2 separate regions of the Homo sapiens genome follow, and region 2 is linked to region 1. Evidence: chromatin loops called from intact Hi-C (ENCODE). Cell type or tissue: heart left ventricle. All regions are shown on one strand. Links, peaks and the distances in the headings refer to the core of each region. The heading gives the core; the rest is flanking DNA. Region 1 holds the start of KRT27 (keratin 27). Region 2 overlaps KRT222 (keratin 222).

Region 1 (11,462 bases), core at 3,369-11,368:
CCGGAAAAATCCACAGCAATATGGCTTGTGTTAGTGACACTTTTCCTAGAACAGGGGTCAGAAGCTTTTTTTGTGAAGACCCAGATAGTAAATATTTTAGGCATGGCAGGCCGTAAAGTCTCTATTTCAACTACAAACCTCAGCCGTAGACAATAGATGAATGAATGAACATGACTGTGTTCCAATAAAACTTAATTTATTAATGCTGAAATTTGAATTGTAAATATTTTTACCTGTCGTGGAATATTCTTCTTCTTTTAACTTTTTTTGACCATTTAAAAATGTAAAACCATTCCTAGCTCACAGTCTGTACAAAAACACATAGCAGGCCAAATTTAACCCACCAACACCTGTTCTCGAATGTGAAGCCCCATGAGGCTGATGAACATCATGATTCTTGTGATTATGACTATTTATACCTTTCTGGATCAAAATGTATGGTAGGAATTCCCAACAAATATTAAATTGCCTAAAAGGAAAGCAGCTCCTTTATTTCTCTGGTATATGGCCTGATTCCAGTGAAAATCTCCAGCAAGAGAAGGAATTCTGTCTCACAATCCTCCAGTCACATGGGATTCAGAGAAGTGGCAAAGAATGAGATATTTACAAAATCTTCAGCCAAAAGCCATCAAATGAAGCAAATACTAGAAATCCACAGAGAAATGATTTCCAAATGTACAATATTCAGGGCCAGCTACATAATTTTCAGGACCTAGCGCCAAATGAAAACATAGGATTCCTTGTTCAACAATCAGGAAAAATGTATCACCCAAAGGCACTAAAATATCAAGCTGTTTCCTTGCATCTGCATTTATGTTTTCAATTTGTCCTGGATTTTGTTGTTTTGATTTGGGGTTTTCTGTTGTTGTTGTTGTTGTTGCTGTTTTGTTTCCTTTCTTTTTTTTTCTTTTCTTTTTTTTTTTTTTTTTTTTTGCTATTTAGTTTTGTTCTAAGTAAAGTGTATTAGTCCATTCTCACACTGCTATAAAGAAACTACCTGAGACTGGGTAATTTATAAAGAAGAGGTTTAATTGACTCATAGTTCCATATGGCTGGGGAGGCCTCAGTAAACTTGTAGTCATGGCAGAAGGTGAAGGGAAGCAAAGACCTTCTTCACATAGTGGCGGGAAAGGGAGAGTGTGTGAGGGCACAGAAAAAACTACCATTTATAAAACCATCAGATCTCGTGAGAATTCACACTATCTCAGAGAACACCAGGGGGAAACCACCCCCATAATCCAATCACTTCCCTGTCTCAACACATGGGGATTACAATTCAAGGTGAGATTTGGGTGGAGGTACAGAGCCAAACCATATCATAATGAAAAATTAAAGTTCTAAATTATTGGCATACATGTTACTATGAGTTTTTATATTGTGCCATGCCAGTTTGAAATCCAAGCAAAAGAACATTTAACTTGTATACAGAATCCCCAAAATCACACAATTCATAATTTGTAGCTCATACATGCATATGTATTTTGTTCCTACCAAAACAGTGGAAACACTGCACAAAACAAACTCAATTGTTTTTATTTCACTTCTGTATATACCCACCTTCTACCAGCATTCTCTACCTTTGGTTTACCAATGAGTAAAAAGACTGAAAGGAAAAGGAACTATGGATTGTTTGATCTTTCTATGTCATCATTTTCCACTTATGCAGTTGGCAACACAGGCAAGCAGGAAAGCAGCAGAAAAAACTATATGATAGGCTGGGCGCAGTGGCTCATTCTTGTAATCCCAACACTTTGGGAGTCCAAGGCGGTTGGATCACCTGAGGTCAGGAGTTCGAGACCAGCCTGGCCAACAGGAAGAAACCCCATCTCTACTAAAAATACAAAAATTAGCTGGGCGTGGTGGCACACCCATGTAATCCCAGCTACTCAGGAGGCTGAGGCACGAGAATCACTTGAACCCGGGAGGTGGCAGTTGCAATGAGCCAAGATGGCACCACTGCACTCCAGCCTGGGTGACAGAGCAAGACTCTGTTTCAAAAAAAAAAAAGTATATGATAGGGTTCCTTGGTCATTCATATTTTTTAGAAGACCAATGTCTTCTTTTTATACTCAGAGAGCAAGTTCTGGTTTGAATGGAAAGCCTGGCTTCTTGGGTTTGACAGAGATTGGGATTACTCAGTCAAAGACACAATATACTTACCTTGTACTTGCTTTGGGTTTTGTTAGACTCCTGCACCTTGTGGATCCACCAGAATGTTGGGCACATGGGCATATGCCCCTGAGACAGTAAGGAGCACCTGCAGGCAAACATATCTGGCATACTTCTATGCTCACTTGTATGCCCCCATGGTCCCAACAGAATTCACTAACAAGAGACAGGTTAAAAGATAAAGTTCTGTTACCATCTTGAAACTAAGATTTTCAAGACAGTAACGGGAGAGCATTAATCCAAATGTGGGGCCTTTCTGAACATGAGACCTTGTGCAGCTGCACACACAGGCTTTATGCCTGTGATGCCAGACCTGCTTATCAGGTATGCTCATGACACACTGATTTTTTTTTAACTGTCTTCATGGTGGCCTGCTTTCCAAGGCAAGGCCCATTACAGCACAGAAAGTGCACACTACACTTTGTGGTGAGGGGACAGTTGACTTGAAAAGATAACTATAAATTCACCATTTCTTGCTGAAACAAATAAACCAGAATTAACTGTGTATCTATTCAGCAAAGGAATGGGAGTAAAATTAAATTCTGGATAAGTTTCCTTTAAGTTCTGTTGAGTCCACAGGATGGGAGGAAACATCTTGTCCTCAGGCTTTTGGGTCTTAAATCTGTCCTTCCTTCCTTGGCTTATAAAAACAGACTATGGCCTTCGGTTCACTGATTTTCCTTTGCTGGGCGGAATTCTAGGGCTCCTGAGTTCTTTACACATTCTGCTAATGATTGCCTGTTCTTCTCCAATCCTTGAAGCTTCATCCTGCTTTTTGCTGAATTGGGTTACTACACTGAAAGTACTTCCCAAAAATCAGTCTCCATCTGGAGAAAAAGGAATGCAACCACTGTACTCGAGTGGTTGTTAAAGCAAAAACTACACGCTGCTATTCCTTCTTTTAACAAAAACCCAAGATTTATGGGAGCTTTTTGCAAGGGAAATAAATTGCCACTTGTTACTGGGTGTAGCAAATGTTTTGACATTTCTATTTTTCTTTCGATTTTTGTCATCATATAGGAATGTATAATTCATTGTCATATTTATAAAAATTTCCATCATAGGTTCTGAGTTTTACAACTGCTGGGACCCACATTTTCTTCTAGTACTTTTAAGGTGATCATATGGTTTCTGTCATAGGACACTTTTATCTGCTACATATCATATTGAGTCATTGTCATTTCTGGTGAAAAACTTCCTTGGGATATTTTCTGCTATTTAATATATTAATGAATTGTATTTGCTAATATTTTATTTAAGATTATTTCCAGAATATGTCTTTCTTCTGGTGACTGATTTCCCCTAAATTTCTCATTTTCTGTGATTGTATCTTAGTTTAATTAGGTTTTTGTCCTTTTATTTCTAATCATTTCCTAAGGTTTGTCACCTCATTTCTAAGTTTTTTTCTAATTCTGGTTTATGGGAATTTTTTTTTCTTTTATCATTTTAGCGATTTTAAGTCACTTTGAAATGGTGGGTTGTATCTTACTCAGTTTTGTAGGCATGTCTTTCCGGTATGCTTTCATTTTCTATAGGGACACTATGCTGCTCCTCATCCTTATTATCTTGTATTAACATTTCCCGGGATTTTACTTCAATCCTTTTCTTTTGCTTGGTTTTATTGCCAATTCATGTTCCTTAACTTCTAGACTGAAGTATCATTCCAGGCCGGGCGTGGTGGCTCACGCCTGTAGTCCCAACACTTTGGAAGGCCGAAGCAGGTGGGTCATTTGAGGTCAGGAGTTCGAGACCAGCCTGGCCAACATGGTGAACTCCCTTCTCCATTAAAAATACAAAAGTAGCTGGGCGTGGTGGTGCACGCCTCTAATCCCAGCTACTCAGGAGACTGAGGCAGGAGAATGACTTGAACCTGGGAGGCAGAAGTTGCAGTGAGCCAAGATCGTGCCACTGCACTCCAGCCTGGGCAATAGAGTGAGACTCCGTCTCAAAAAATAATAATAATAAAGTATAATTCCAAATAGCTTTACTAACTTCACAGAGCTCCCTTTTCTCTTGTTTTTATCTAGGATTCAAAAATACATTGGCTTGATTTCTGAAATTTCCTGTCTTTTTTTCCCTCCTCCACTTGTATCTAGACCTTCTGTTTCCTTCCTCTCTGTGACCCTCTCCTGAATAATTTTGATTCTTCCCCTAGCAGTTTCTCCTTGTCGTGGGTTGCTCTCCCAGGAGGGAACCATGGCTGGTCAGTTTTGAGAATTCACAGGATCTAGGCCGTTCCGTTCCCTTCTGAATTCATGGAGGACCCTTAGTTTAAAGTTAGAACGATTTTCTAAGTAGTTTAACCCCTGTTTTCTCCGTATCTTTATCTCTCATGCCACTTTCTTATGCAATTAAAACTACCAAGAAATCATTTTCATCTATCCCCCTGAAGTGCTCACTTTCAGAATCTCCTGTCCTCCTATGCAACATTGGCTGTTTTTTAAGCCTGCTACCCAGCTGTCATGTGGGAACACTCACTCAGTGCGCTCACATTGGAACTCCATTTCCAGGAACCTAAGTTTTCCTTTTTCATGTTTTTCTCTCTAGTGGCTTCCTGACAAAATGTGCAAAAGAGATAATTTTTTTGAGACCTTTCATGTCGGAAAAGATTTTTATTCCACCCTCACTTGTGGTTGTTAAAGTAGAGAATTTTGGTTCTCTACATAAGTCACAATTAGAAAAAAACTTAGAAATGAGGTGACAAACCTTAGGAAAGGATTAGAAATAAAAGGTTGGATATCATTTTGCGTTCACTTTTTTTTTTTTTTTAAGAGACAGCATCTCGCTCTGTCAACCAGGCTGGAGTACAGTGGTGTGATCACAGCTCACTGCAACCTCCGCCTCATGGGTTCGAGCAATTCTCTTGCCTCAGCCTCCCAAATAGCTGGGATTACAGGCACATACCACCATGGCCCAGCTAATTTTTGTATTTTTAGTAGAGACGGGGTTTCACCATGTTGGCCAGGCTGGTCTTGAACTCCTGATCTCAAGTGATCCACCTCCCTCGGCCTCCCAGAGTGCTGGGATTACAGGCGTGAGCCACTGCGCCTGGCCTGGGTTCGTATTTTGAAAGCATTCTTCACTAGAATGATGGCTTTCCTAAAATTGAATATGTGTTGGTTTTGCTCCTGACATTTTAAGTGTTTGTTTGTCGCCCCCGCCCCCAGCCATGGTTCTCTGAAAGATCCTGTGGATGTGCCTCACTGTGGATGTTTTTCATTTATCATTCATGGTTCTTGGTGGTCTCTTTGAATTTAGAAGCTCAGTTGTTTAGTTCTGAGTAGTATTTCAGAAAATATGTTTATAAAATAATTTCTTCATGATTTCTCCCTTCTCTCTTTCCAGAAGACCTACTTGATGTTGTTCTTCTTTGACCAAGTCTCTCATTTTCTTTTTCTTTTTTTTTTTTTTTTTTTTTTTTTTTTTTTTTCTGAGATGGAGTGTTACTCTGTCGCCCAGGCTGGGGTGCAGTGGCGCGATCTCGGCTCACTGCAAGCTCCGCCTCCCGGGTTCACGCCATTCTCCTACCTCAGCCGCTGGAACTACAGGCGCCCGCCACCACCGCCGGCTAATATTTTTGTATTTTTAGTAGAGACAGGGTTTCACCGTGTTAGCCAGGATGGTCTCGATCTCCTGACCTCGTGATCCGCCCACCTCGGCCTCCCAAAGTGCTGGGATTACAGGAGTGAGCCACCGCGCCCGGCCCAAGTCTCTCATTTTCTAATATTTTCTTTTATCTGTAAACAAGTTCTCTGAGAAGGAAATTCAAGGACAGAGACTTCATTCCAGCAAACAGCTAGCAAGCTGGTGAGACACAGCCTTTGGTGTAAAATGAAAATGTGTTCCAGAGAACAAAGGAAGGGAATTTGTCTTTTAGAGAAAGTTCCCACCCAGGTTCCCACTTAGGTCTGCTTATGCAAAATGCAGGATTGAAATTTACTTAGTTCTGGTTGGTTGATGTTTGCTTAGTTAGCTCTTATTAGTCAGGGCATGCAGACTTCTGATTGATCCATGTAGGTTACAGCCTATTGTTTGGTTCAGGTGGCATAAACTGGAAGCTATGAAAGTCCCAAAGTTAAGCAGATGTGCACATTTTCTGGGAACTCAGAGTAAATATGTGACCTGTAGTCAGCAAATGGTTGCTTGGTTTTAATTTGAATTTAGGCCCAGTTAGCTGCTCAGGACTCATCTTAAGAGGCTGGTTCTTTACGCCAGGCACGGTGGCTCACACCTGTAATCCCAGCACTTTGGGAGGCCGAGGCTGGCGGATCTCTTGAGGTCAGGCATTCGAGACCAATCTGGCCAACATGGTGAAACCCCATCTCTGCTAAAAATACAAAAATTAGCCAGGCATGGTGGCATGTGCTTGTAATCCCAGCTACTTGGGAGGCTGAGGCAGGAGAATTACCTGAACCTGGGAGGTGGAGGTTGCAGTGAGCCAAGATCGCGCCAGTGCACTCGAGCCTGGGTGACAGAGCAAGACTCAGTCTCAAAAAAAAAAACAGAGAGAGAGAGAGACTGGCTCTTTCAAGGCTCACATATTTATCTTTTCATCTTTTTGTTCTAATTTTGGGGAGTTTTTTTTTAAATTTATTTTCCAATTCATCTATTGAAGTTTTCTTTTGGGACTTAGTTTTTAATTCTAAGAGGTCTTTTATGTGCTTCCTGTTCAATTTTAATGATGTTCTATCCATGTTTTAAATATACAGTATTTTTGTTACTTCTGAAAGTAATAATTATAGGTAGTTTCTTTTTTAAAGTTTTCTTCAACGTTCTTCATTATCTCTGTTTCCCCTGAGTGCTATTTTTTGTTTGTTTGAGTCTCTGTCTTTCTTGTTGGAGTGTTTTTCAATGTATCGTGATATTTTAAATTATGTTCGTTTTGAGTAAGACCTTAAACATTTGAAAGCTTTGTGTGAAGTGTCTGTGTTTCCTTCCAGAGTGGTTGTACAGTGAGCTCCCTTTTTGTGGAGAACACTCAAACAATTCTATCTGGAGGTATTTTCTCTGAGATTCTTCAGCTTCCTCAGAGAGACCCAACAATTCGGGCTGGCTACATAATTTACAAGGCCCAGTGCAAAATGAAAATGTGAGGTCTCCTGTTGAAAAGTCAGAAAAAAAGTTCAGTTAGAAATATTAAAATAGGTCCAGCGCGGTGGCTCAAGTCTATAATCCCAACACTTTGGGAGACCAAGGTGGGTGGTCTGAGGTCAGGAGTTTGAGACCAGCCTGGCCAACATGGTGAAACCCCGTCTTTACTAAAAATACAAAAATTAGCCGGGCATGGTGGCAGGCACCTGTAATCCCACCTACTTGGGAGGCTGAGGCAGGAGAATCACTTGAACTCGGGAGGCAGAGGTTGCAGTGAGCCGAGATGGCACCACTGCACTCCAGCCTGGGCGACAGAGCGAGACTCCATCTCAAAAAAAAAAAAAAAGAAATAGTAAAATATAAATCTTTTTCTTCTAAAAAGTCTTATTATTTATAACATGTAATGAGGTAACGGGTACACATATATAACAGCATAAACTACAAACAGCAAAGAAATAATGTTTTGGTGTCCTAATTTTATGTAAAACAATAAACCATAATACTTTAATAATGTATTAAATTGATTGACAAATCTTTCTGGCTTTTTTTCCGCAAGCTCATTTATTAAGTCATGAAAATTTATATTTTTGCCAACTTCATTTTCAATCTAGGTAATTGAAAGTGATGTCAATCATTCTTGGCAAATGCAAGATCTCAAATGATTTGTTATAATTTTTAGTCTGAAGAAGAAAACCAGGTGGAAAGAATAACATGAACAAAGGCAAAGAGATGGGAAAGAGGGAAGTAGTAAAACAGAACGGACAAGTCAGTGCGGGAAAATTTACATTAAGACAGTGAGGTGGCTCCTGCCTATAATCCCAGCACTTTGGGAGGCCAAGGTGGGAGGATCTGTCGAGCCCAGGCATTCAAGACCAGCCTGGACAACATGGCAAACCCCAACTCTACAAAAAAATACACAGATTAGCCAGGCATAGTGGCGTGTGCCTGTAGTCCCAGATATTTGGTAGGCTGAGGTGGGAGGATCACTTGAGCCTGGGAGGTTGAGGCTGCAGTGAGCTGTGATCATGTCACTGCACTCTGGCCTGGGTGACAAAACGAGACCCTGTCAAAAAAAAAAAAAAAAGAGAGAGAGTCGTAAATACCAAGCACAAAACTATAAGAAATGACAAAGGTAGGGCACAGGAGCTATAAGTGGAAGAGAAAAGGGGAGCAACATGAGATGTAGAAAATTTCTTAGAAAGCAACTGTCTGAAACTCGATCAGACTCATCAGACTGAGGTTGTCAGTATTGAATGTAACCAAGAGGGTATAGGGGAAAAAATAAAAGAAATGATGATTAGAGATGTGCAGTGATGTCTGAGAGGTTAATTTCAGTAAAATAGTGGGACCACAATTCAGAAATAAGAGGTGAAAAGTACAAGAAGCAATGCAGAAAAGTGCTATGGAAATGGACAGCCAATAGAAGGAATGCAGAAATATGAGCAATCTACAGACAGAAAGTGAATATAGAGACCACAGTCTAGACCCTTCACTTTACAGATGTGGAAACTGAGGCCCGAGGAGGTGACCAATTCCTTTACTTAACCTGGTTAGCAATGGAACTTAGACAGAAAACCAGTACAGATGAAATGGTAATTCAGGAAGGATAAGGATCAAAGGAACACTTTCTGTCTCCAAAGAAGATTCCCTTTAATGCCTCAGTTTTCCTTTAGGACCTCCCCTCCTTCTTCTGATACTATGATACTTCATTGCTGAAGAAAATGCAATGCTGATTTGAGCAAGGGAAAGAGAAATCTGTCTATCATACTTTTTTATTCTTATAGGTATTATGCATTCCTGAAGCCTGGAAGACAGGAAGAGTTACTCATACTAAATTTGAAATGCATCACTATAATAATCCTGATAATACTCCACCCTGTCCAACTCCAGAGATAACAAATAACCCCACAATAACTATCCACCTACAGAAATGGACACAGTATGGTAAAGCCATTCATTAAAAAAAAAAAAAAATCACCCCATTATGGATAATTCACAATGAGCTGGCAAACATCATTTGGCTATGAGCAAAGCTCATCAAGAAACACCCTAATAATGTGTATATAAAGGCAAACCAAGCTGTTTGAGTAGGCCGTTCACCATCAGAGCATCACCGCAGAAACAAAGGCTCCAGCCTCCGGACACCATGTCTGTGCGCTTTTCTTCTACCTCCAGGAGACTTGGCTCTTGCGGGGGCACTGGCTCTGTGAGGCTCTCTAGTGGGGGAGCAGGCTTTGGGGCTGGAAACACATGCGGTGTGCCAGGCATTGGAAGTGGCTTCTCTTGTGCTTTTGGGGGCAGCTCATCTGCAGGAGGCTATGGCGGAGGTCTGGGCGGGGGAAGTGCTTCCTGTGCTGCCTTCACAGGGAATGAGCACGGCCTCCTCTCTGGCAATGAGAAGGTGACCATGCAGAACCTCAACGACCGCTTGGCCTCCTACCTGGAGAATGTTCGAGCCCTAGAGGAGGCCAACGCTGACTTGGAGCAGAAGATCAAGGGGTGGTATGAGAAATTTGGACCTGGTTCTTGCCGTGGCCTTGATCATGATTACAGCAGATATTTCCCAATTATTGACGAACTTAAGAACCAGGTAAGAAACGCCATGGCGTGAGTGTTAGCACTCCTGAGAGTGTTTAGCCACTCACAGATGCACAAATGTATAAGCTATCACAATAACAGGGCTTTGCCCTCAGCTTCTAAATTTTAGGAGTTCATTTTCAATATTAAAAATAATTTCTAATAAATTCTAATATTTGAACATGGCACGTCCATCATGTAGTATTAGGTATATGCTTTTGGTAATATTAAAATATCAAAAGCTGTCCAGTGTCTCCAGTTATATATTTATAGGCTTTCCCATAGAAAGAGCTTTTTTTAATGCTTGGGGTGGGAAATACAAGAGACCATACCCAGCCAGGCACAGTGGTTCAGCCTGTAATCCCAGCACTTTGGGAGGCCAAGGCAGGTGGATCACTTGAGATTAGGGGTTCAAGACCAGCCTGGCCAACATGGTGAAACCCTGTTTCTACTAAAACTACAAAAGTTAGCCGAGCGTGGTGGCACATGCCTGTAATCCCAGCTACTTGGGAGGCTGAGGCAGGAGAATCACTTGAATCTGGGAGGTGGAGGTTGCAGTGAGCCAAGATCGTGCCACTGCACTCCAGCCTGGGCAACAGAGCGAGACTCGGTCTCAAAATAAAAGACAGAGAGAGAGACCATACTTAAATTACCCATCTTCAAAAGAATGGTCTGATTATTAGAGACAGATGCCAGAAATATTACTATAATTTCATGGGTAATTTTATTTCAAGGAACTTTGAAATGCATCTTAAATATTTCCTCAATCTTAACTAACTTTTCATTTGTCAGATAATTTCTGCAACTACCAGTAATGCCCATGTTGTCCTGCAAAATGATAATGCAAGACTAACAGCTGATGACTTCAGACTAAAGTAAGTAGAGCTGAAGATAAATGGGAAAAAAAAGTTGTCTAAGCATTTTTTCTCCTTTATTCTTCTAAGTTATTTGACGTTGTCTCAAGCCTTTGTTCTTGTTTATTCATGTATTTGTTTTAAACAAAATGCCTGTTAGAATGAGTAACTAGCTGAGCAACAAATTTTACTTGGGAAATTTCGGGACTAACAAAAACGAGTGTCAAAGTCATATGAGAAAGAATTTTGGCTATTCCCATTCTCTTGCTTCAATGAAATGTATTTATTGCATGATAGATGACCTAACTGAAATGTGTTTTTTTAATTAATTAATTTATTTATTTATTTATTTATTTTTTGGAGACGGAGTCTCGCTCTGTCGCCCAGGCTGGAGTGCAGTGGCGCAATCTCGGCTCACTGCAAGCTCCGCCTCCTAGGTTCACGCCATTCTCCCGCCTCAGCCTCCCGAGTAGCTGGGACTACAGGCGCCCACCACTGCGCCCGGCTAATTTTTTGTATTTTTTAATAGAGACGGGGTTTCACCGTGATCTCGATCTCCTGACCTCGTGATCCGCCCGCCTCTGCCTCCCAAAGTGCTGGGATTACAGGCGTGAGCCACCGCGCCCGGCCTGAAGTTTTAAGTATTATCTTAGTAGTTTTACCTCAAAGCTTAGTCTGAGTTGTATGATGATCTAAAAAGTGATGTGCCATGTCTAATGACTAATGATGAAACTTCCAAATACTTTTCTAAGGTTTGAAAACGAGCTAGCG
Region 2 (11,462 bases), core at 1,469-9,468, 130 kb after region 1:
TTGGCCAGCTGCAGTGGCTCACTGCTGTAATCCCAGCACTTTGGGAGGCTGAGGCAGGAGGATTACTACAGCTCAGGAGCTCAATACCAGCTTGGGCAATATAGTGAGACCTCATCTGTACAAAAAATTTTAAAATTCGCTGAGCATGGTGGCACACACCTGTAGTCCCAGCTACTTGGGAGGCTAAGGTAGGAGGATTGCTTAAGGAGTTTGGGATTACAATGAGCTAATCATGAAAAAGACCTTTCCTGAGCTGGGTGCAGCGGCTCACGCCTGTAATCTCAGCACTTCGGGAGGCTGAGGTGGGCGGATCACCTGAGGTCAGGAGTTCAAGATCCGCCTGGCCAACATGGCGAAACCCTGTCTCTACTAAAAGAAAAAAACAATAATAATAATACAAAAATTAGCCGGGCATGGTGGTGCATGCCTGTAATCCCAGCTACTCGGGAGGCTGAGACAGGAGACTCGCCTGAATCCAGGAGAGGCAGGTTGCAGTGAGCCGAGACTGCGCCACTGCACTCCAGCCCAGGCGACAGAGTGAGACTCCACCTCAAAAAAAAAAAAAAAAGAGAGAGAGAGAGAGAGACCTTTCCTAACTTTCTCACTTTCCTTGCCATTCATCTCTTCTAGGATTAGTCTGTGCCTTCTAAGGATCACCCATAACAAAAGCCTGGAAAATTCACAATCACCACAATCCCCCTGATCAAGGGCTCACCCTATACCACACATCAAACCTCAAAACAGTAATCATTACTCTAACGTAATTATATTACAACCACGGAAAGCAATATTATTTTGAGTCATGATTTAAAAGACTACCAGATATCCTGATAGGAAAAGATATCAAAAGAGGAATTCTTGTTAATTCATACATCATAATCTGTAATGACTTATAAGGTCATATTGCTTTGAGCATGACATAACCTCCAATTCTCCATGAAAAAATCTTTATTCTTGCTTGCTTCCAAATTCTAAGTCCTCTATAAAACTAGATGAAAACTAGGTGAAACAACTTTAGCCTATAATAAATCTTGACATTTATTAAATCTTTGAAAAAACATAAACTGAATCAAAAATATACCACTTACTAGCTGAGTGACCTTGGGCAAGTTACTTAACCTCTGTGTGCCTCAGTTTTCTCATCTGTAAAATGGGAATAATACTACTACCTACCTCATAGGATTGCTGTGAGGATTAAATGAGTTAATGTTTGTAAAGTGCTTAAAACAATACCTGGCACATTGTAAGTTCTATGTAAATGTGTGTGTATACATATCATGTATATACATATGTATATGTATATATGTAACTATATAGTTAAATGGTTATAAATTTTAATTCCTAATCATTCCAGTTCCTATATACATGTAACTATATAATTGTTAAATAAAATGAATGGTTGTGAATTTTATTTAATTCCTAATCATTCAAGATATTGATCAAAGTCTTTAATATTTGCATAGTAAAACTTTAAAAAAATTAGGCTACACTTGAGATATACAAGAAAATTTCAAAAAAATATAATGACCACCTCTGTACCCACTTCCCCCAGTTTAAGAAGAAAAATAGTTCCAAAAAAAAAAAAAAGAGTAAAATGTTTCCAATGTTGTTGAAGTTCCCTGGACACCTAAGCCACATACCCTAATCTCATGCTCCTCCCTCTACCTGACCTGGCTTCTGAATTTGATGCTTATTAGTCCCATACATTTATTTATGGTAATATGTATGTATTCCTACAAAGTATGAAATTGTTTTGCATATTATTCTAAACTTTATAAAACTATAAAACTTCTTTTTTCACTCAATATTATTCTTAGGGGATCAATCCATAAAGATACGGTGAAGCCTTAGTTCATTTCTTTTCAGTTAAATAGTGTTTCTATTGCGTGAATATACGATTTATCCATTCTCCTGTTTGTTTTAATTATTTGCTGATACAGTGTTGCTCTTAAAATAAAATTCTTTCTGATTTCAGATATTATGGTTGTATCCAAGGTGGGAAAAAAGACAAAAAGCCTACCACAAGTAGAGTTGGTTTTGTTTTACCATCAGGTGAGTTTCTGACATAAATAAACTCATTTGAAAAGTGATGTACTATTTACAGGGATTACTTTATAAGGAAATTAAATACTTTAAAGTCGAAAAAAAACAAGCAATATTTGAATAAAAGTTTGAATATAATTTGTGAACAGTAATTCAATACTGTAATTTAATATATCATAAATGATATTTTCACAGCCATTATAAATGAAATATCTTTTACTACAAAAGTCCCACAAAAGTATGAGAATGAAAATGTAGAAACAGTAACCAAACAGGCAATCTTAAATGGGAGTATCGTTAAGGAGAGCACTGAAGCTCATGGCACTATTCAGTAAGTAAAGAAACTTTGACTAAGAAATAATAATAAATATATGTAAAGAAATTAACTTTGCGTAATCCCAGTAATTACTCTTCTTTGTTTAAATGTTTCCAAACATAGTTTTAGTATACTGTGATTTTTTTTTTTTTTTTTGAGATTGAGTCTTGCTCTGTCGCCAGGGTGGAGTGCAGTGGCGCGATCTTGGCTCACTGCAACCTCCACCTCCCGGGTTCAAGCAATTCTTCTGCCTCAGCCTCCCACGTAGCTGGGACTACAGGTGCGCGCCACCACACTCAGCTGGGTTTTTCTTTGTATTTTTAGTAGAGATGGGGTTTTACCATGTTGGCCAGGCTTGTCTCATTCTCCTGACCTCATGATCTGCCCACCTCAGCCTCCCAAATTGCTGGGATTACAGGCATGAGCCACCACACCCAGCCTATACTGTGATTTTTAATCTGACATATATACATAAAAACTCATGGAAGAGTACTGAATCCTTACTTTGCCGTTTTTTTCCAAAAATACAACCCAAACATGAGAATTCCTAAAGAGAAATTCCATACAATTCCTTTGAAATTCTATTCATATGATTTTTAAAGTATGTACATTATAAATTCTATACACTATAAATTATACAAATTTCTTGATTTTTCCATAGATATGAAATATATAATACATATTTTTAATAGACCCATACTTCTTCATTATTAAAAGGTTTATTTTATCATTTCAGGACAGAGAAAGTGGATGAAGTTATTAAAGAATGGGAAGGTTCTTTCTTTAAAGATAACCCTCGATTGAGGAAAAAGTCTGTTTCTCTTCGATTTGATCTTCATTTAGCAGCCACTGATGAAGGGTGTTTAGAGACTAAGCAGGATAATCTACCAGATATAGAAGTCAGGCTTATCATGAGAAGATCATGCAGTATTCCCTCTATCAAACCTCCATCAACAGCTAATTAATCCAAAGATAGTATTTGACTTGATTGGAAAATGTTAGGATGGACCAAGGTGGGCCATACCAACTCCCTCTGTCCCAAAATGTAAGTTATTACGTATGTATGGAAAATGTTATGATCAATATGTGGTTCTCTTCAGAAGAAAAAAACAATAAAGGACATTTCTCTGAATCTAATTATGGAGATAGACATATATATATATATATGAATGAGAGGGAGTAGCTTAAAAATAAAATCACAAATCCAGTACAGTCTCTTTCTTTATATTCTCCCAATAGTCTTCTTTTTCCCTTGAAACTTCATCAGAGACTGTAAGCATTAACCTGGTTTAGTAAAGTCTTTGTAATTTTTTTCAATGGCTGAATACGCTAAGGAAAAAAGAATTGTTTGAATAGGATTGTGTTAAGAGTCACACTGAGTTATTCACCATTATTCCATGACTGGTTAAACCTACAATGTTTGTTCTATTTTTCAAAAAGAGCAATTATAAACAAGTTTTTAAAGGGGGACTCACTATTCACCTAATGAGGATTCTTCTTTTTGAGATAAATCATTTGTATACTGAGAAAAATGAGTTATTTTCCATGAGAAATTCTGAGCAAACTATAGAACACACCCCAGGGCTAATTTGAGATAAGTACAATTAAGTTAATCTACATATATCTAAAAGGTTTTTTTTGTAATAAGTATCTGATTTCCGGAAGATTTACTTTACTCAAGGAACTTTAAAGGTTGTATCCCCCACCAAAAAAAGAAAAAAAATCAGAAGGCCAACTGCGCAAACAAAACATGAAAAGCAAATTGAAAAGGTAGTTACTATAGTTATCAGAACAGTTACCCACCATCCCAGTTTTTCCAACTGTAAAGCTAAATGTGATTAGATTGTTTGCTATAAGCCGTAGATAAGATACTATATGAAGTATTATAAATATTTCTTGCAATCATTTATGTGAACTAAGATAACGGTATTGTTATCTAAGCTAAGAGTATTTAGAGGATTTGTTTTTAAATCGTTCAAATTGTAATAAATATGGGTAGAAAATATATTTGTGAATAAGTGAGGTATTGTTGCAAAGTTTTTAAAATAACCTAATTTGTTTAATACAGGTATATTTAAGATCTTAATAAATACCTGTTTTAAGACATTAGAAATTTATAAGTTCTTAATTCTTTTCTAAGCAGAAAAAGTAGCTGAGTACAACTCACCATACTTTTTCCCAGCTAAAGTATCATCTAAGGGCTATAGCTACGTTAGCATTTTAGTACAGCCTTTAAAATATTTCTCTCTCTCTCTCCTCTCTCTTCTCCTCTATCTCTCTCTCCATATATACTTATTATATATATACATATATATAATTTATATATATGTATATATATATTTCAACCAGAAAAATGTATGTTTTAACCAGGAAAATATTATGTTAAATAATCTTTAACATAATACAGGGATATAAAATTTTTAATTTTCTTTCAATTACTTCAGATTCCTTTTAGTCTGGTTTATTCTATTTAGTGAAAAGGGATGATTTTGTTTTGTCAAGGATATAACAGCATGTTAAGTGCTTATTCTTGCATAAGCATCTGACCTAAAATACATCCTATACATAAAAAATGTTTCATTTGATATTGCTAAATGCTACTAACTTTATTAAAGCTTTAAAAATGCAATCATATAAGCTATTGTACTAAAGTTACTGTACTAAGCAACAGTGATCATAATAAAGCAATATATCTAGCATAATCTATTGCAGTGTTAAAAAAAACTTAGTACTGGTCGTCATGAATGTAACTGCTTGTTGTAGCAATTCCAGTATGCATCTATTGGGTGTATAACATGTAGATTTTAAAATACAGTATTTGAATTTATAATGAAGCTTTATTTGCTTTGGGGCATTTTAAATTGGGATATGAATTTACCAAGGTAATGATTCCACTACAATTAAAAAAATGAAACATGGCCAGGCACGGTGGCTCATGCCTGTAATCCCAGCACTTTGGGAGGCCAACGTGGGAGGACTGCTTGAGCCCAGGAGTTCAAGGCCAGCCTGGGCAATATAGCAAGACCCCATCTCTCTAAAAAGTAAAAATAAATAAAAATTAAAAATTGAAAAAATTGAAATATGAATGCTAAAGCTGCATTGTATGTGAGTTTGAACGCAGTCCTTTTAGTTCAAAAATATCTCTGCATGGTTAAGTGAAACAAAGAACTAATTACTCCAGTATGGTTAGTTCATTTGGGGAATAAAGAAAACTGCAATCACAGTAGATAGATAATGGTTTTTAACTTGTTTTACAAAAGAGTTAAGAATGGTATATCAATATTTTATTCTAGTTTTTTAAAAATCAAAATAATCACATAATCCCATAGTTCTGGAAAAAGTTTAATAATGGCAGCACCATTTGCAAAGCACTTACTCAGCTCTAGGCACTGTGTTTATCCCTAATAATCCCTAATCCTTCCTTACAACAATCCTACAAAATGAATAATATTATCCTTGCTTTACACATGAGTAGAAATTAATATTCTTTAATCTCTCTGAAATGTTTCAAATGCATGCTTCCATAAAAAAATACAAAAATAAAGAGTAATTCCAGTTACTAACAATTGTAGGATCCTAACCCTGGCTCTGTCACTAACCATGTAACCAGGAGGGGCCACTTTAAGTTCCTAGGCCTCAAGTTTTACACTTGAAAACAAAGGAAAAGGTAAAGCTGGATAATAATTCCTACTCTACCTACCTTACAGTTGTTTGAAATAATATACAAGCAAAAATATTTGTTAAAGCACTGCTCAGATATACAGTACTATTTGGAAGAAAATTGTCTTTAAAGAATGTGTGGGGGAAATTACAGCGGACAATGATTAATAGTTCAAAACACAACAGGTAAAGATACTATTTTTAATTTTTCAATTGCTTCCAGAACAGTTATTCTTTCCCAGTGAGTCACCCAATTTGAACTGTTCTGTCATGATAGCTTTTAAAGTACAAAAAATGTTCTCTATGCCAAGCACAGTGTCTAAAGTATAAAAATGTTCTCTATGCCAGGCACAGTGGCTCACACCTATAATCCCAACACTTTGAGAGGCCTAGGCAGAAGGATTGCTAGAGCTCAGGAGTTCAAGCCCAGCCTGGGCAATACAGTGAGGCCTCGTCTCTATTAAAAAATTTTAAATTAACCGAATATGGTGACACACCAGTAGTCCCAACTATTCAGGATGCTGAAGTGGAAGAATTGTTTGAGCCCAGGAGGTGGAAGATACAGTGAGCCAAGATCATGCCACCGAACTCCAGCCTGGGTGACAGAGTGAGACCCTGTGTCTCAAAAAAAAAAAAAAATAGTTCTCTAAAGATAATAAGTGATTATTATTTTGAGCCACTAAATTTTGGGATAATTTGTTATGCAGAAATATACAACTAATACTGCACATAAGCATATTTCTTATTCATTTGCTAGAGATCTTTGTATTGGCAAAGTTCAGTTTGTCCTTCAATTTGTTTTCTTACGTTTTTAGAATTTTTTAAAAATCTGTTGGCCGGGCATGGTGGCTCACACCTGTAATCTCAACACTTAGGGAGGCTGAGGCAGGAGGATCGCTTGAGCCCAGGAGTTTGAGACCAGCCTGGGCAACACAGTGAGCCCTCGTCTTTACCAAAAAAAAAAAAAATCAAAAACTTAACCCAGTGTGGTAGTGTGCACCTGTAGTCTGAGCTACTCAGGAAGCTGAGGTGGGAGAATTGCCTGAACCCAGGAGGTCAAGACTGCAGTGAGCCTAGATTGCACCACTGCACTCCAGCTTTAGGCAACAGAGTGAGACCCTGTCTCAAAAATAAAAAATCTCTGAAGTCAAAAAATGCTTACATTAATTTGAAAGTTTCCATTGGAAATGTATTATGATACATGAGCCAAAATTAAATTTTAGTTAAACAATATGCATACACGTTACTCAAATTATCAACACATGAAATCAAAGGAAAGTTTGTCCACAGGGCAGAATTTGGTTCTATGTTTACAAGTTATGGCCGGCATGTACACACAGATTGCCAATATTTGTGGGCATATGACAAATAAAGGCTCTAAAATAAGGTATATGTGAAAATCAGTACAAGGCTTTCCAAGTTTCCCTCACATGCTTAGACTCTAGACCAGGCTTGGCAACCTTTTCCATCGAAGCCCAGAGAGCAAATATTTTAGGCTTTTCAGGCCATAGGATCCCTGTAACAACTACACAACCCTTCCCTTGTAACCACAAGCAACCAAAGACAATACGTAAATAAATGAAGGTGCTTGTGTCCAAATAAGGGTTTATTACAAAAACAGGAGGCAGCCCAGATAACGGCCTGCAACAATCTCGTTTGGCTACTGTGCCCTAGACTCCCAATATTATCAGTGGATAATAGACCCCACAACCCAGATTCTCCAGCTCTACCCTGTTTTCAACGTTCATCCTTTTCCACACCATGGGGCAACACTCATGTCCCAAATCCTCCAGGTTATTTTGAGGGCAACATAGAGGGTTCTCAAAGCAAACCGTGCTTTTTAAATTCTGTAAAACAGTGTGGATCACTCTGTCCTGGAAAGCTGCTAAACTTCAATATTTCACAACTATTTCCAGCTACAGAAAACAGAATACCCATAACTCCTTCTGCTCTCACAGAAACAGCTGAGAAAATTAGTTTGTTTCATCATGTTGTCTATAATCAGACTTTCATAGGCTATTTGGGTCAAGTAAAGCTTTGCTCTCGCTTTCCCTTGTTTAAGAAAAAAAAAATCCATTATAAAAGCTTCAAAAGAACATACTACAAACTCCATGGCTCAGTGGTTGGTTCATAATCTTTCTTGAGTCACGCACCTCTTTGAAAATCTCATGAAAGAATTAACCTATCAGGAAAAAAGCCCATAAAAATTGAGTATAATTTTAAAGGGTTCATAGATCACTTAGAGCCTATTCATGGACTACTGGGTGTCCAAGGACTTCAGGTTTTTCCTTATTCTGTCTTATTTTCTCCTTTTTTCTCCTTTCTTCCCAGTCCTACCCCTAACTCTGTCTCCATCACCCGTTTCTTCCCACAGAACAATGGAAAGAACTCAAAGACACCTGGACTAGAACCTTAGCTTACTTAGTTTTGGCTTCCCTGTCTTGGGGAAAGAAGAACCCCAAAAAAGTATGAGTAGTGTCAGAGGGGAAAGCAGGCCACGTTTCTGGATCTTGCTGCCAGAATGAAAACTAAGGCCTAAGTTAGGTCTTAATTGGGCCTAAGATTATCTCTGGGGTTAACCACTGGTCCCACGTGAGTGCTCCCAACTACCCTTATAGTTATATTTAGTTTAAATAGTCATATTGATGCTGTATCCCAAATTTTCTGGGAATAATCACAACTCCAAACATCTGTCCTGTAGTTACCATAAATATCCTTCTAAAGGCAAGAGCATATGTTCTGGTGTTTGCTTTGGGGGAAAAAAACTCATAATAAGTAAAGTCCATCTTGCTGGATAATTCACTCTTCAGTTTTAGTTTCTTCAGGACTAGAGAACAGATTATTTTTCTATTATCTCTTGCCTATATCCTTCTTTCTTTTCTTTTTTTTTTTTTTTAGAAAGGGCCTCTGTCACCCAGGGTGGAGTGCAGTGGCATGATCATGGCTCACTGCAGCCTTGACCTCCCAGGCTCAAGCGATCCTCCCACCTCAGCGTCCCAAATAACTGAGACCACAAATGTGCACCACCGCACCTGGCTAATTTTTTTTTTAAGAGATGGGGTCTCCCTATGTTGCCAGGCTGGTGTTTCTTAATTTTTCAAATCTTTGGTAGAGAAAGAACCAAGCGAAGAAAATGAGTCATTCATTTATTTACTCCACAAGTATTGAGCATCTAAATGTGCTGTGTACTGTTCCAGATGTCAAAATCTCCACCCTGATGGGAAAAAAAAGACGGCTGGGTGCGGTGGCTCATGCCTGTAATCCAGCACTTTGGGAGGCCGAGGCGGTGGATCACTTGAGGTCAGGAGTCCAAGACCAGCCTGACCAACATGGTGAAACCTCGTCTCTACTAAAAATACAAAATTAGCAGGGTGTGGTGGCACATGCCGTAATCCCAGCTACTTGGGAGGCTGAGGCAGGAGAATCACTTGAACTCGGGAGACGGAGGTCGTAGTGAGCCAAGATCGCGCCATTGCACTCCAGCCTGGGCAATAAGAGCGAAACTCCGTCTCAAAAAAAAAAAGAAAAGAAGAAGAAAAAGACAAAACAAAATAAATTCATAAGAAGTATAGTATGTTAGGTAGCGACAAGTGCTACAGAAAAAGTAAAGCACAGGCCATGAACAGACACCGGGGGTTGGGGAATGAGATGCAATTTTAAAAAGGTCAGGAAACACCTACTAAGAAGGTGACATCTGAGCAGAAACCCAGTGAGAAAGTGTATCAGACAATGTCACTGCTCCACTTAGGTCCCCTCCTTTCCCTTTTTGCCGTTTTTGGGCCACCCCTTTCCTACTATAGGGTGCTTTATTCTTAACATCCAAAACCTGCAGTTTTTCTTCAGAGGACTGCCTAGAGACAACACACAGCGCCTCCCCAGCACTGCACTCGCCCAATCCTCCCACCATAATCCCAAAGGCAGGGAAGAAACCAGGCTGGAGTTGCTGGACGAAGCCAGAAAAAGAATGTACTGAAATCCCTTCTGAGGCCTTTGTGTATCGTACTTTAATCCTTTACATGTCTCTGATGGATATATACATATATATATATATAATTTTTTTTTTTTTGAGACAGAGTCTCGCTCTCTCGCCCAGGCTGGAGTGCAGTGGCGCCATCTCCGTTCACTGCAAGCTCCGCCTCCCGGGTTCACGCCATTCTCCTGCCTCAGCCTCCCCAATAGCTGGGACCACAGGCGCCCGCCGCCACGCCCGGCTAATTTTGTTTTTGTATTTTTAGTAGGGACGGGGTTTCACCGTGTTAGCCAGGATGGTCTCGATCTCCTGACCTAGTAATCTGCCCGCCTCGGCCTCCCAAAAGAGCTGGGATTACAGGCGTGAATATTTTTTAACAAGCAATTTCATGTACATTTTCTCAAGCACCACTCAAGCTGCCTGTCCACGGGGCAGACGACTTCTCCTTTAGTCTTTCTCTTGAATATGCTCTTCAATTTCATTAATCTCTATTCATGAGTATAACAATATTGGAAAAATTGGACAGAGTATCACTTGTTCCTCGCTTTGCAGACTAGAGATGCTTCTAGTCCCTGTTGGCACACTCAGGATGGGGGCTACGGGAAGCCCAAGAATTCAGCCTCTCTCTAAATGTCAACTGTTTTCCAGTAACCACAGGTCAGGGATCCCATACGTTCATTCTCCCTCCACAGTGACCCACAATATCCATCGGGTGTTTATGTATCCAAAGAAGAGGCTACTCATTCCATCTGGTAAACCAACATACTCATGATTTAGTGGAAAGAGCCCTGGAGTGGCACAGAGGGCTGCCTCAATACACACTTACTGAGCGTCTAACAATGAATGGGTCAAGCCCTTCGTAGGCACTGGCAATGGGAAGATGACCAATACAGACGGCTGAACCTTGCTTTCAAGGCCTTCATAAAGCACTGGAGATGACAAACACGGTCCGATACAAAGGGTCGGGTTCAGGACTCCAACCATTATTATCAAAGAGCCACGGGAATACAAAGGAAGGATTACTAGGGGGGAAGTTCCAGGAGGGCATCACAAAGAGACCTCTGAGCTGGATCCAGAAGGACAGATGAGTTTAAGCTGAAAGTGGGGACGGTCGTTCCCGCTGGTGGGAACCGAAGGAGCCGAGGCAGCGCTGAGGCGGAGACCAGGTGGCACCCGCGGCGCTGCAAGGACACACAAGCTGTTGCGAGGGGGTCAACTCTCCGGGCCTTGGCTTAGAAACCTGGGACGATTACACCCTAAAAGCGCTTGGAAAAACTGCAGAACTCGTGCTGATTTTCGCCAAAGCTACTCCCCCGCCGTGAGGGCAGGAAGCCCTGCGAGGCGCCTGCGAGGACGCAAACGCCGCGAAGCAAGTCCTCCACGCCTCCATCCCAGGTTTAGTGAAGTGTAGACTCTGACCCACAGCCTAAAGGAAAGCAAGACCGGAGTCGGGGAGGGCCCCTCCAGGAGCGG

The links. A loop is a pair of places that touch in the nucleus more often than their neighbours do. Peaks named below come from ENCODE experiments on the same cell type or tissue, not always from the same donor. Only the 100,000 strongest peaks of a DNase experiment are listed, where the experiment ranks them.
Region 2: it touches region 1 in a loop (2.1-fold over the local background); 6 of 110 quality-filtered maps call a loop at or near these places.

What each region holds. Positions count from the first base shown.
Region 1 is chr17:40,780,438-40,791,899 of GRCh38, reverse strand. KRT27 (keratin 27) reads left to right here and starts at 9,350. Exons shown (of 8, transcript NM_181537.4): 1 at 9,350-9,850; 2 at 10,630-10,712; 3 at 11,444-11,462. The coding sequence starts at 9,407. In heart left ventricle, for the core only: no CTCF peak of the experiment used is centred there; no DNase peak of the experiment used is centred there; H3K27me3 peaks cover 1,195 bases.
Region 2 is chr17:40,648,264-40,659,725 of GRCh38, reverse strand. KRT222 (keratin 222) reads left to right here. Exons shown (of 6, transcript NM_152349.3): 4 at 1,976-2,052; 5 at 2,239-2,374; 6 at 3,096-5,061. The coding sequence ends at 3,324. Among named protein-coding and RNA genes, the nearest start is that of SMARCE1, 6.2 kb to the right of the region's middle. RefSeq lists a silencer at 11,375-11,462. In heart left ventricle, for the core only: no CTCF peak of the experiment used is centred there; no DNase peak of the experiment used is centred there.